2 separate regions of the Homo sapiens genome follow, and region 1 is linked to region 2. Evidence: read pairs that join two places in POLR2A ChIA-PET (ENCODE). Cell type or tissue: GM12878. All regions are shown on one strand. Links, peaks and the distances in the headings refer to the core of each region. The heading gives the core; the rest is flanking DNA.

What was found. Peaks named below come from ENCODE experiments on the same cell type or tissue, not always from the same donor. Only the 100,000 strongest peaks of a DNase experiment are listed, where the experiment ranks them.
Region 1: POLR2A ChIA-PET joins it to region 2 with 8 read pairs; 1 of 35 experiments calls an interaction of 5 or more read pairs at or near these places.

The regions. Positions count from the first base shown.
Region 1 is chr14:22,791,979-22,797,171 of GRCh38, reverse strand. The region is part of intron 2 of SLC7A7 (solute carrier family 7 member 7); the gene reads left to right. Among named protein-coding and RNA genes, the nearest start is that of SLC7A7, 21 kb to the left of the region's middle. RefSeq lists an enhancer at 589-658. In GM12878, for the core only: no CTCF peak of the experiment used is centred there; a DNase peak (open chromatin) is centred at 2,441; H3K4me3 peaks cover 758 bases; H3K27ac peaks cover 2,271 bases.
Region 2 is chr14:22,317,183-22,322,375 of GRCh38, reverse strand. It overlaps TRA and TRAV41. Among named protein-coding and RNA genes, the nearest start is that of TRD-AS1, 160 kb to the left of the region's middle. In GM12878, for the core only: CTCF peaks have their summits at 1,840 and 2,422 (motif pointing left); a DNase peak (open chromatin) is centred at 2,385.

The sequences.
Region 1 (5,193 bases), core at 959-3,458, 470 kb before region 2:
TGTGGTGTGGTGGAATGGATGTAGGCTTTGGAGCTAGTCACTGCCTGACCTCAGTTTTCTCAAGTGTAAAATAAAGATAATAAAACTTACTCTCTGTCAGATTAAATTAGAAGATAGGTGTAAGTACATAGTGACCTGGCACACAGTTGTCAGTTAAAAATAGTATCTATTACTGCAAGTTATATTCATATCATATGCATCTTATTGATTTCTAAAAGCTTTACCTTCCGCATGCTGTCTTTGGATGACTTAAAAGCAGTTTACATTTTACTTCACAATAGCTCAGGGATCAGAAAGGAGGGCTGAGCCTTTTCTTTCTGTTTTGCAAGAGAGGTGGAACTTTCCTCTCAGCAAGAGGATAGGTGTCCAGAAGTCCAGCTCCACCCGACTGTCCTTTCCTCAGAGCCAAGGTGTTTTGGCCCACTGTTCACAGGTGGACATGACTGTTCTTGCCTTACCTACACTTGCCCACACTGAGACCTAGTTGTTTTGCCATTCAGGACACTACCAGGACATTTTTACCATCTATGCCTTCAGTATGTCCCCTGTACCAGTGAGTCAGCAGTACCTGGCAGTTCAGGGCTCTTTGTTTACAGAGTACTGTTCTTCAGGGATCAGGCAAAGATTCTTCGTGTCATACACATGTGGCCACAGTGAATTGCATGTAGTGGGTTCTTCAATAAATGTTGGCTGGATGAATGAACAGAAGATATGATTCCAGGTTCAACTTGGCTGAGAAGGGTATTTCGTGCTTTTGCCTTTCAGGGTGCTGGTGGGGGCTGAGGGTTGCTGTGGGAAGGGGGCAGACAGCTTACCCTGAGTCTGCCAGAGCCGCTGTGGGCTGTGAAGGACTTTGGATCTCTGTGTGTCTGAGAGCTTTGGCCAGGTGTCCTCGTGCAGCTTCTCCTGGTACCAGAATGACTGATCTCATGTACTTGTGGCTAATGAGGTGGAACAGTCAGATGCTGGGCCCCCCAACGGACTTTTGCCCTTTGAACCTTCTACTTGGAAGCTAGTTGCCTTTTTCAGAGGGCTTTTCCCAAGAGCCATCTGAGGGTGGAGGTGAAGAAACTTACCTTTTCTGGCCCATATTCACCTCAAGAAATAGGCTTTCATCAGAGCCTTGGGTTCTAGTGTGGGTTTGTTGTGAACTTTGGAACAAACTCTTGACCAGCAGTGAAGGGGTAGACCTTTATGCTGCTTTGATCATCAAGTCCCTTTGGGGGCTCATCCTTGCTCTCTTCCTTTCTATGTTCTATGTTTCTATGTTCCTTTCTTTTTCTCTCTGCCTCAGAAGAAGCTGGGCAGGTAGCCTAGAGGAGGTTGCGGAAGATGCTGGGCAGCAGTGGGTCCTAACTCTGGCTGTGGATTGGAATCATCTGGAGAATTAAGAAAACAAGGCCGGGCACGGTGGCTCACGCCTGTAATCCCAGCACTTTGGGAGGCCGAGGCGGGCAGATCACAAGGTCAGGAGATTGAGACCATCCTGGCTAACATGGTGAAACCCGTCTCTACTAAAAATACAAAAAATTAGCTGGGTGTGGTGGCAGGCGCCTGTGGTCCCAGCTACTCGGGAGGCTGAGGCAGGAGAATGGTGTGAACCCGGGAGGCGGAGCTTGCAGTGAGCCGAGATTGCACCACTGCACTCCAGCCTGGGCGACAGAGTGAGACTCTGTCTCAATTAAAAAAGAAAAGAAAAGAAAAGAAAAGAAAAGAAAAGAATAGAAAAGAAAGAAAGAAAGAAAGAAAGAAAGAAAGAAAGAAAGAAAGAAAGAAAGAAAGAAAGCAAGCAAGCAATACTCAGATTGGGCACGGTGGCTCACACCTGTAATCCTAGCATTTTGGGAGACTGAGGTAGGAGGATGGCTTAAGCTCAGGAGACCAGTCTGGAGAACTTGGTCTCTACAAAAAAAAAAAAAAAAAATTAATTGGGCATGGTGGTGCATGCCTGTAGTCCCAGCTACTCAGGTGGCTGAGGTGGGAGGATTGTTTAAGCCCATTTGGTCCAAGCTGCAGTGAGCCAAGATTGTGCCACTGCATTCCAGCATGGGCAACAGAGTGAGACGCTGTCTCAAAAAAAAAAAAAAAAAAAAAAGAAAGAAAGAAAACAATACTCATCACTCCCACTCCCTGACTACATAAATCTGAACCACTGGGGAGAAGAATGAGATGAGAATTGGCTTGGAGAACGAGAATTAAGGAAGCAGAAAAATTGCTTTTGAGGAGAATTGATGAGGGTCTTGTGTCACTAGAGGTGGGAAAAGCCGTTCTCAATTGTCACCATGCTTCAGAGTCACCTGGGGAGTTTTAAAAACATGCCGATGCCTGGGTTCCACCCCAGAATTTCTGACTTCATTGGTCTGGGTGGGGCCTGAGCACTGGACTGTTAAAGCTCGTCAAGTGATGCTAGTTTGCAGCCAGGATAGAGGAGCCTTGAGTTAGCAAAGGGTTGCGACTGTTCTGATACAGCTGCTCTGTGTGTGGTTATTTCCGTAGGTGATTACCTAAGGAAACACACCCAGAGAAGCAGATCCTCAGATTAGCCTGCGAAACTGTCTCAGGTCTCCTGCATCAGAACCTCTGGGGTGTGGGGCCCTGAAGTTGTGGGTCGACAAATTCCTCAGGTGGTACTGATGCTCACTCAGGCTTGAGATCTGGTACCTGAGGACTTGAACTGACCCCTAGCTAAGCAAACCAATAAGGATTGGATTTACACGGCTTGGAGAAGGGACTCACGGGGTTGTTACTATAAGACCCTCCTGGTACAAACTGCCTGCTTGCTCCCTCAGAGTGGTCAGAGCCACAGGGACCAAAGTGCTGACTGAGTTCCAGGAAGGAGAGCGGGAGGACTCTGATCCAGTGACCCACAGGGATTGCATTTGGTGTGTCTTCTTGCCAGAGGTGTAACTGCCCAAGGGGTTCACCTTGCCCACTGCCTAGACAGAGCCAATTCTTCAAGACAGGGATATTGCAATAATGAGTAATTCACACAGAGCCGGCTGTGCGGGAGACCGGAGTTTTATTATTACTCAAATCAGTCTCCCCGAACATTCTGGGAGCAGAGTTTTTAAGGATAACTTGGTGGGTCAGGGGAAGCCAGTGAGCCAGGAGTGCTGATTAGTTAGAGATGAAATCACAGGGAATCAGAGCTGTCTTCTTGCTCTCAGTCAGTTCCTGGGTGGGGGCCACAAGATCAGCTAAGCCAGTTTATTGATCTGGGTGGGGGCCAGCTGATCCACCAAGAGCAGGGTCTACAAAATACCTCAAGCACTGATCTTAGGAGCAGTTTAGGGAAGGTCAGAATCTTGTAGCTTCCAGCTGCGTGACTCCTAAACCATAATTTCTTTTTTTTTTTCGAGATGGAGTCTTGCTCTGTCACCCAGGCTGGAGTGCAGTGGTGTGATATTGGCTCACTGCCACCTCCACCTCCCGAGTTGAAGTAATTCTCCTGCCTCAGCCTCCCTAGTAGCTGGGGTTACAGGTGCACGCCACCACACCCAGCTAATTTTATTTTTTATTTTTAGTAGAGACAGGTTTTCACCATGTTGCCCAGGCTGGTCTTGAACTCCTGACCTCAGGTGATCCGCCCTCCTATGGCTCCCAAAGTGCTGGGATTACAGGCATGAGCCACCGTGCCCAGCCCTAAACCATAATTTCTAATCTTGTGGCTAATGTTAGTCCTACAAAGGCAATCTAGTCCCCAGGCAAGAAGGAGGTCTGCTTTGGGAAAGGGCTGTTATCCTCTTTGTCTAAATTATAAACTAAGTTTCTCCCAAAGTTAGTTCAGCCTATGCCTGGGAATGAATAAAGGCAGCTTGGAGGTTAGAAGCAAGATGGAGTCAGTTAAGTTAGATCTCTTTCACTGTCTCAGTCAAAATTTTGCAATTACAGAGGCTCTCACCCATGACACCTGAGTAAGCGAATTGGTTGTTTCTTTAAAATTTTTATTTTAATTGGCTGGGCGTGGTGGTTTACGCCTGTAATCCCAGCACTTTGGGAAGCCGAGGCGGGCGGATTACGAGGTCAGGAGATCGAGACCATCCTGGCTAACACGGTGAAACCCTGTCTCTACTAAAGAATACAAAAAATTAGCTGGGCTTGGTGGCGGGCGCCTGTAGTCTCAGCTACTTGGGAGGCTGAGGCAGGAGAACGGCATGAACCCGGGAGGCGGAGGTTGCAGTGAGCCAAGATCGCACCACTGCACTCCAGCCTGGGCGACAGAGCGAGACTCTGTCTTTAAAAAAAAAAAAAAGATATTTTTCTTTTCTTTTCCTTTCTCTCTCTCTCTCTCTCTCTCTCTCTCTTTCTTTCTTTGAGACGGGGCCTCACACTATCATCCAGGCTGGAGTGCAGTGGTGCAATCTCGGCTCACTGCAACCTCCGCCTCCTGGGTTCAAAATGATTCTCCTCTCTCAGACTCCCAGGTAGCTAGGATTACAGGCGTGCGCCACCACGGCTGGCTAATTTTTGTATTTTTAGTAGAGACGGGGTTTTGCCATGTTGGTCAGGCTGGTCATGAACGCTTGACCTCAGGTGATCCGCCCACTTCGGCTTCCCAAAATGCTGGGATTACAGGTGTGAGCCACCACCACGCCTGGTCAAAAATGTTATTTTATTTTCTGAGACGAAGTCTTGCTTTGTTGCCCAGGCTGGTGTGCAGTAGCATGGTTATGGGCTCAATCCTGCACTCAAGTGACCTTCCCACCTCAGCCTTCCAAGTAGCTAGGACCATCAGTGTGCACCACCAAGTCCAGCTAATTTGTAATTTTTTTGTAGAGAAAGGGTCTTGCTATGCTGCCCAGGCTGGTCTCCAACTCCTGGCCTCAAGTGATCCTCACGTCTTGGCCTTCCAAAGTGCTGGGATTATAGGCATGAGCCACTGCACCTGGAGTAAAAGGTTTCTGTAGTCTGAAAGGTAAAATAATTTGAAGGCCATCTGCTATCTGAGAGAAATAACAGCACCTAGGGAGAGTGGAAGAAATAATGTATCAAAGAAGCCAGGGTGAAATTGTGATTTCAAGGTGTAGAGAGTTTCCAGGCCGGGCGCGGTGGCTCAAGCCTGTAATCCCAGCACTTTGGGAGGCCAAGGCGGGTGGATCACGGGGTCAGGAAATTGAGACCATCCTGGCTAACATGGTGAAACCCCGTCTGTACTAAGAGTACAAAAAAATTAGCCGGACGTGGTGGCGGACG
Region 2 (5,193 bases), core at 942-3,441:
TTCTTCTTCCTCTCCCTTTTTTCTCTCTAGTATTTGTCTTTGGGAAATGAAGATATGAGATCCAAAATGCAAGAATGCCAACTTGGGAGAGTGGTACTAAAATGTCTAGAATCACATTTATGCTTATAGAGCAATCAGTTCACACAGAGAAACAATGGAGGTCAAAGGAAAGGGAATCTTGAGGGGAAAAAAAAGAAATTAAGGTGCTTGAAGCATTTGAGAGAAATTATTAATAAATATTTTTAAGACTGTGTTGAAGAACTTAGAAAAAATAGCACATTGACATAGAATAAATGAAAAAAATGTAATTATTAACTAAGAAAATACGTTGTACCAGAAAGGATATATACTCATAGTTGTCATTTTGGTTGGACAGTGGCAATATTCATGTGGTCATAATCATATATGCACTGACTGTCTATTTAACCCCAGCTTATGATATATATATAACTATGTTGAGAAAGTGAGAGTATTTGCATGCTGCCATAGAAGGAAGTCAATAGATAATGCTTAATAATGATAAATCAAGAGTATATACATATTAATTAGAAATTGCTAGAATGGATTTGAATTGGAAGGTGGGGGTAGAGCATGGTATTTCTGTTTTCTTGATGGGCTAAGGAAGGAACAGACCTTTATAATACTATTGGCTTTTTAGATATGTGCAGGTAGTATTTTGATTTAAAAAGCCTTTGATTTTAAAAAAGAATGTAGCTGTAATTTAATATATGTGATTGATGTTGTTGAGTAATAAGAACAATTATAATCATAAAACTTGTTTTGATATAAGAATTCCACTGGGATTGGGAATAGTAATGTAAAGAATCCTTGGGGGATATACAGAACCGTTGATTTAGATACACTGGGTTTGATATTTTGCTTCATGAATTTCCACAAATGCAAGTTTCCATTAGAGATCTCCACATGAAAACTTAGAACCTGTCCTTTTTTCCAAAGAAGCAGCTGAGCTTCCTCAGAAACATCTCTTACCAGTCTTTCATTTCCACACCACAAACCAAACCATAGAGTCATCCTTCTATTACGTTTTCTACAGCTACTCCCTGTTTTTCTTAACACTATTAAAAAGGCCAAGTGCTGGACATCATTAGGAAAGAATCTAAAAACTAAAATTATTATAAGGTGCTTATTATTTATATTCCACATACTTCTCCAATGATCTGTGGTATTAATCCATAGTGAATATTAGCAAACTCATGGTACATCTAAAACTAATACTAATAATTGATACCCCTTATGTAACACTACGTGCCAGGAAATGTGTCAAGCCCTTTGTGTATATTACCTCATGTAATCCCCACAATTGGGGTTACGTACCATGGCTAACACTGTTTCCTTTTTATAGCTGAGGGAAAACTGAAGCACAGAGAAGTTAAGTAACTTTGTCAAGATCATCCAGTTAATAAGTAGCAGAATCGGGATTTTTATACCCTGTATATTTTACTTTCAAGATAAAAATCACATACTGTCTGGTTAACATAATTGGTGATGATGTTGTAGAGAAGAGAGATGGTCTAGAAGGGGAGAATATTATATTTTAAAAACTTAAACATTTTACATCATCTGACCAAGGATAGAGACAGACAAGTCTGAAAGACAGGAGTAAGAAATGATGCCTCAACTTTAGAGTTTAGGTACGGGCTCCAGGTGCCTGGGGAGCACTGTGTCTGACAGCACAGATGTAGACGGCAGAGTCTCTGGGATGGGAGGCTGTGATGTGCAGGGAGCTGTGCTTTTCCTGTATGTTTATTGTGGCAATTAATCTTCCATGCTTCTTCTTCCCTGAGCTCAGCATAAACAAGGAAACAATGCCTCCTCCTGGATGCTGTTGCAGCCAGTGTAAGGCACTTATTCCTACCGAGTAACTGCAGTTGATTGTGATAAATTCTCCTTCCTGGGCAGTCAGGTTCTGAGGACTCTGCTCCACTTCATTTTTGGCGGCACTTACACCTGTTCTCAAAGACATCATCAGATACAGAATATTACAATTATTGCAATATTTATACACATTTCTTTACACATTTTCAGGAGGGCCTCCAGATTAGCCACTTGGAGTCCCTTCTCTCCCCTCCCCAGAATTTTGAAAAATATCTCATGTCCTGAAACTCCCCAACTTACAGCTTAGCTGAAGCCACAAAATAGCCAACAAAAATTGCCGGATCTTCACCATTATTACTGCAGCAGAAGCTCACACAGGTCTCTGTTGGAGGATTTCGGAATATATCTTGGACAAAGGAGTCCTTTATTTTTAAAACGTCTCTACATTTACTTTAGAAATCAAAGGGGATTTTCAGCCCATCAGAAGCAGCAGAAATGCACACTTAAGAACATTTACAGTTTTACTTGCAAAGTGAACCATCTGTGATCTTTTCAGTATAACACCCACATTGCCACCTAGTGGCATGAGGCGTAGACATTTATTATGCAGGTCAAATACTTGAGCCCAGGAGTTTGAGGATACAGTGAGATATGATCATGTTACTCCACTCTAGCCTGGGCAACAGAGCAAGACCCTGTCTCTAAAACAAACAAACAGCCCCTCTCACCCACAATACAGATAGAGAACCAAACTTAGCATCCTCCTACTAGGAGTCCTAGAAGAAAGGTGAGGGTAGTGTGGGAGAACAGAAGCTTGTTGATTGTTAGACTTCAGCCAGCTATGATAGATCAAGTAGAGTAGCTGCATTTCACATTATATCTTTTGAAAACTCAAGGCCAGATCTGTTCTTTTTTGTAAAGGTGTCCTTATAAATATCTCTGGTTTCTTTATGTGACATCCTTGTTTCTTTCTGCACATGGTATTATTTCAGACTACTTTATTAGTTTTATCTTTCTTATTTTTAGACTTGCTACAGTTTGTTCACGTCTCTTCAAATGTGATTCAAATATTGTTGCCCTGTCAGAGTATTACTGTACTCATCTGGTTTCCACTTGTTTTATTGTTATCTATGATAGTTTCAGTTGTTTTATCACATTGGTGAATTATTTTGAGCATGTAGTCCTTTTCCACTTTTGGGATTCCTTTCTAAAGAGATGACATAGAGGTCATGCTTGTACCAAATAACCTCCTTTTTCTGGCAATAGCTTATTGGATCTGGGAAGATACTACGCTCATTAATTTGAACTAGAGGTACAGAAACCGCAGTTAGACAGTGTAACTAGAGCTTTAAAGCCCTGTGCTATTCAAACCAGACTCATCTCTTAGCAAACAGAGCTGGGTATGTTCAAACTGAAGTTATTGTGGAGTAGAATATGACAGGCTTACAGTGGAATCTGGTTTCCCAGGAGGAGAACAGATCATACATCCAGAGAAAAGTAGATTCGGAAAGCATAGCCAATTGGTGATTTTCTTCTTTCTGTGAGTCCTAGCTGTATTTTGCACAAATTGATTTTATGAGAATTTCTAATATCCTTTCAGAAAATCTTTTCCTTAATTACTATGAGCGCGTTACACAACAAATACTAAAAATTCAGGATCCCTTCTTCCAGACATTACAACTCATTTTTATAAAACTACTGTATAAATATATAGTTATCTCCATTAAATTCTATTTTGACAGTTTCAGTCTATCTTTCCAGTTTGTTCAGATGATTTTCAATCTTTAATTTATGCTGTAAATAAACATATTAGCTGGAGATCATTAGGACATGATCATCATATACCGATCTCAAAATTTGCTATTTGTACATTTAATGGGCATACCTTGTGTGAATTTACATAAGATCAATGTGAACAGGTCAAAGTGAAGGATAAAATCATGAGGTGTAACAATAGGGACATTTTTCTAAATTGTATATTTATACATGGCCGTTCTTTCAGCTGAGAATTCACCAAGTCTAGCATTACGCAGAATGACAAAGTGAATAGAGGATACAGTCTAGATCCAAATGAACTTAGGTTTGAGCCTTAGTCTTACTACTTACTAGATTCTACTGGATTTTTCTATTCAATACTCCAATCCTCAGTCTCCTTATTCATAAAATGGGTGTAACAATACCAAAATTATAGTTTTGTGGTGGGGATTACAGATAACATTGGGAGGTAACAAAGTATAGAATTTAAGAATGCAGGCTTTGGGCTTGTCAAACTGTATTTGTATGCCAGGTCTTCCCTTACTAACTCTGTGTTCTTGGGCAAGTTAGTTAATTCTTCTGTATTAAAGATAGTTTCCTTATCTATAATAAGGATTGCACCTACTTCATGAGGTTGTAGTGAAGATTAAGTGAATTAATGTATGCAAAGCATTTAGAACAACACTTCATGCACATTAAGCCCTTGATAAATAAATGTTAGTTCTTATTACATATGTAGTACAACAGGGCCTGTGATAAACACAACACTCAACAAATGATAATATATATATATTTTTCCCATTGATATAGTGAAAAACAAATTATTAAATATCTTGCAAATATTTGACACGTTTGAAGTCCACGGAAGTCCTTTGAATTTAGGACTTGTTTTAAAAATGTCTTTAGTGAGCTCATTCTGGCTTGGTACTGATCACTGCATTATTTTCTAAGAGCCCACACATTATCTGTTAATAATCTGCTCTAGAATTTTGCTGGGTATCGATCCACTATTTCTGTGTTCCTGAGTTGGGGATTTCCTTCATTCCTGATAGGTTTTCAAAAAATTCTCCCAATGCCTTGCCAACCATGCCTGCAAATTCTTTTTGTATGTTGGGGATTAGTTTAAAAGACCCAGAAGAATTGATCATTTTCAAAGCATCTAAGTTCTCTCTTAGTATCTTTTTATCTGTCATAATTTTTCATTTCTTCATTTCCAGTTTGAAAATTATTCTTTTCTTTTTTTTTTTTTTTTGAGATGGAGTTTTGCTCTTGTTGCCCAGGCTGGAGTACAATGGCATGATCTTGGCTCACTGCAACCTCCGCCTCCCAGGTTCAAGCAATTCTCCTGCCTCAGCCTCCAGAGTAGCTGGGATTACAGGTGCCCACTGCCACCCCCAGCTAATTTGTGTATTTTTAGTAGAGATGGGGTTTTTGCCATGTTGGCCAGGCTGGTCTCGAACTCCTGACCTCGGGTGATATGCCTGCCTCAGCCTCTCAAAGTGCTAGGATTACAGGGATGAGCCACTGCGCCCGGCCCAAAATTATTGTATTTGATGAAGAATAGAGGATGAAACCAGGGGTCGAAGTGCCCTACCTCTTCTT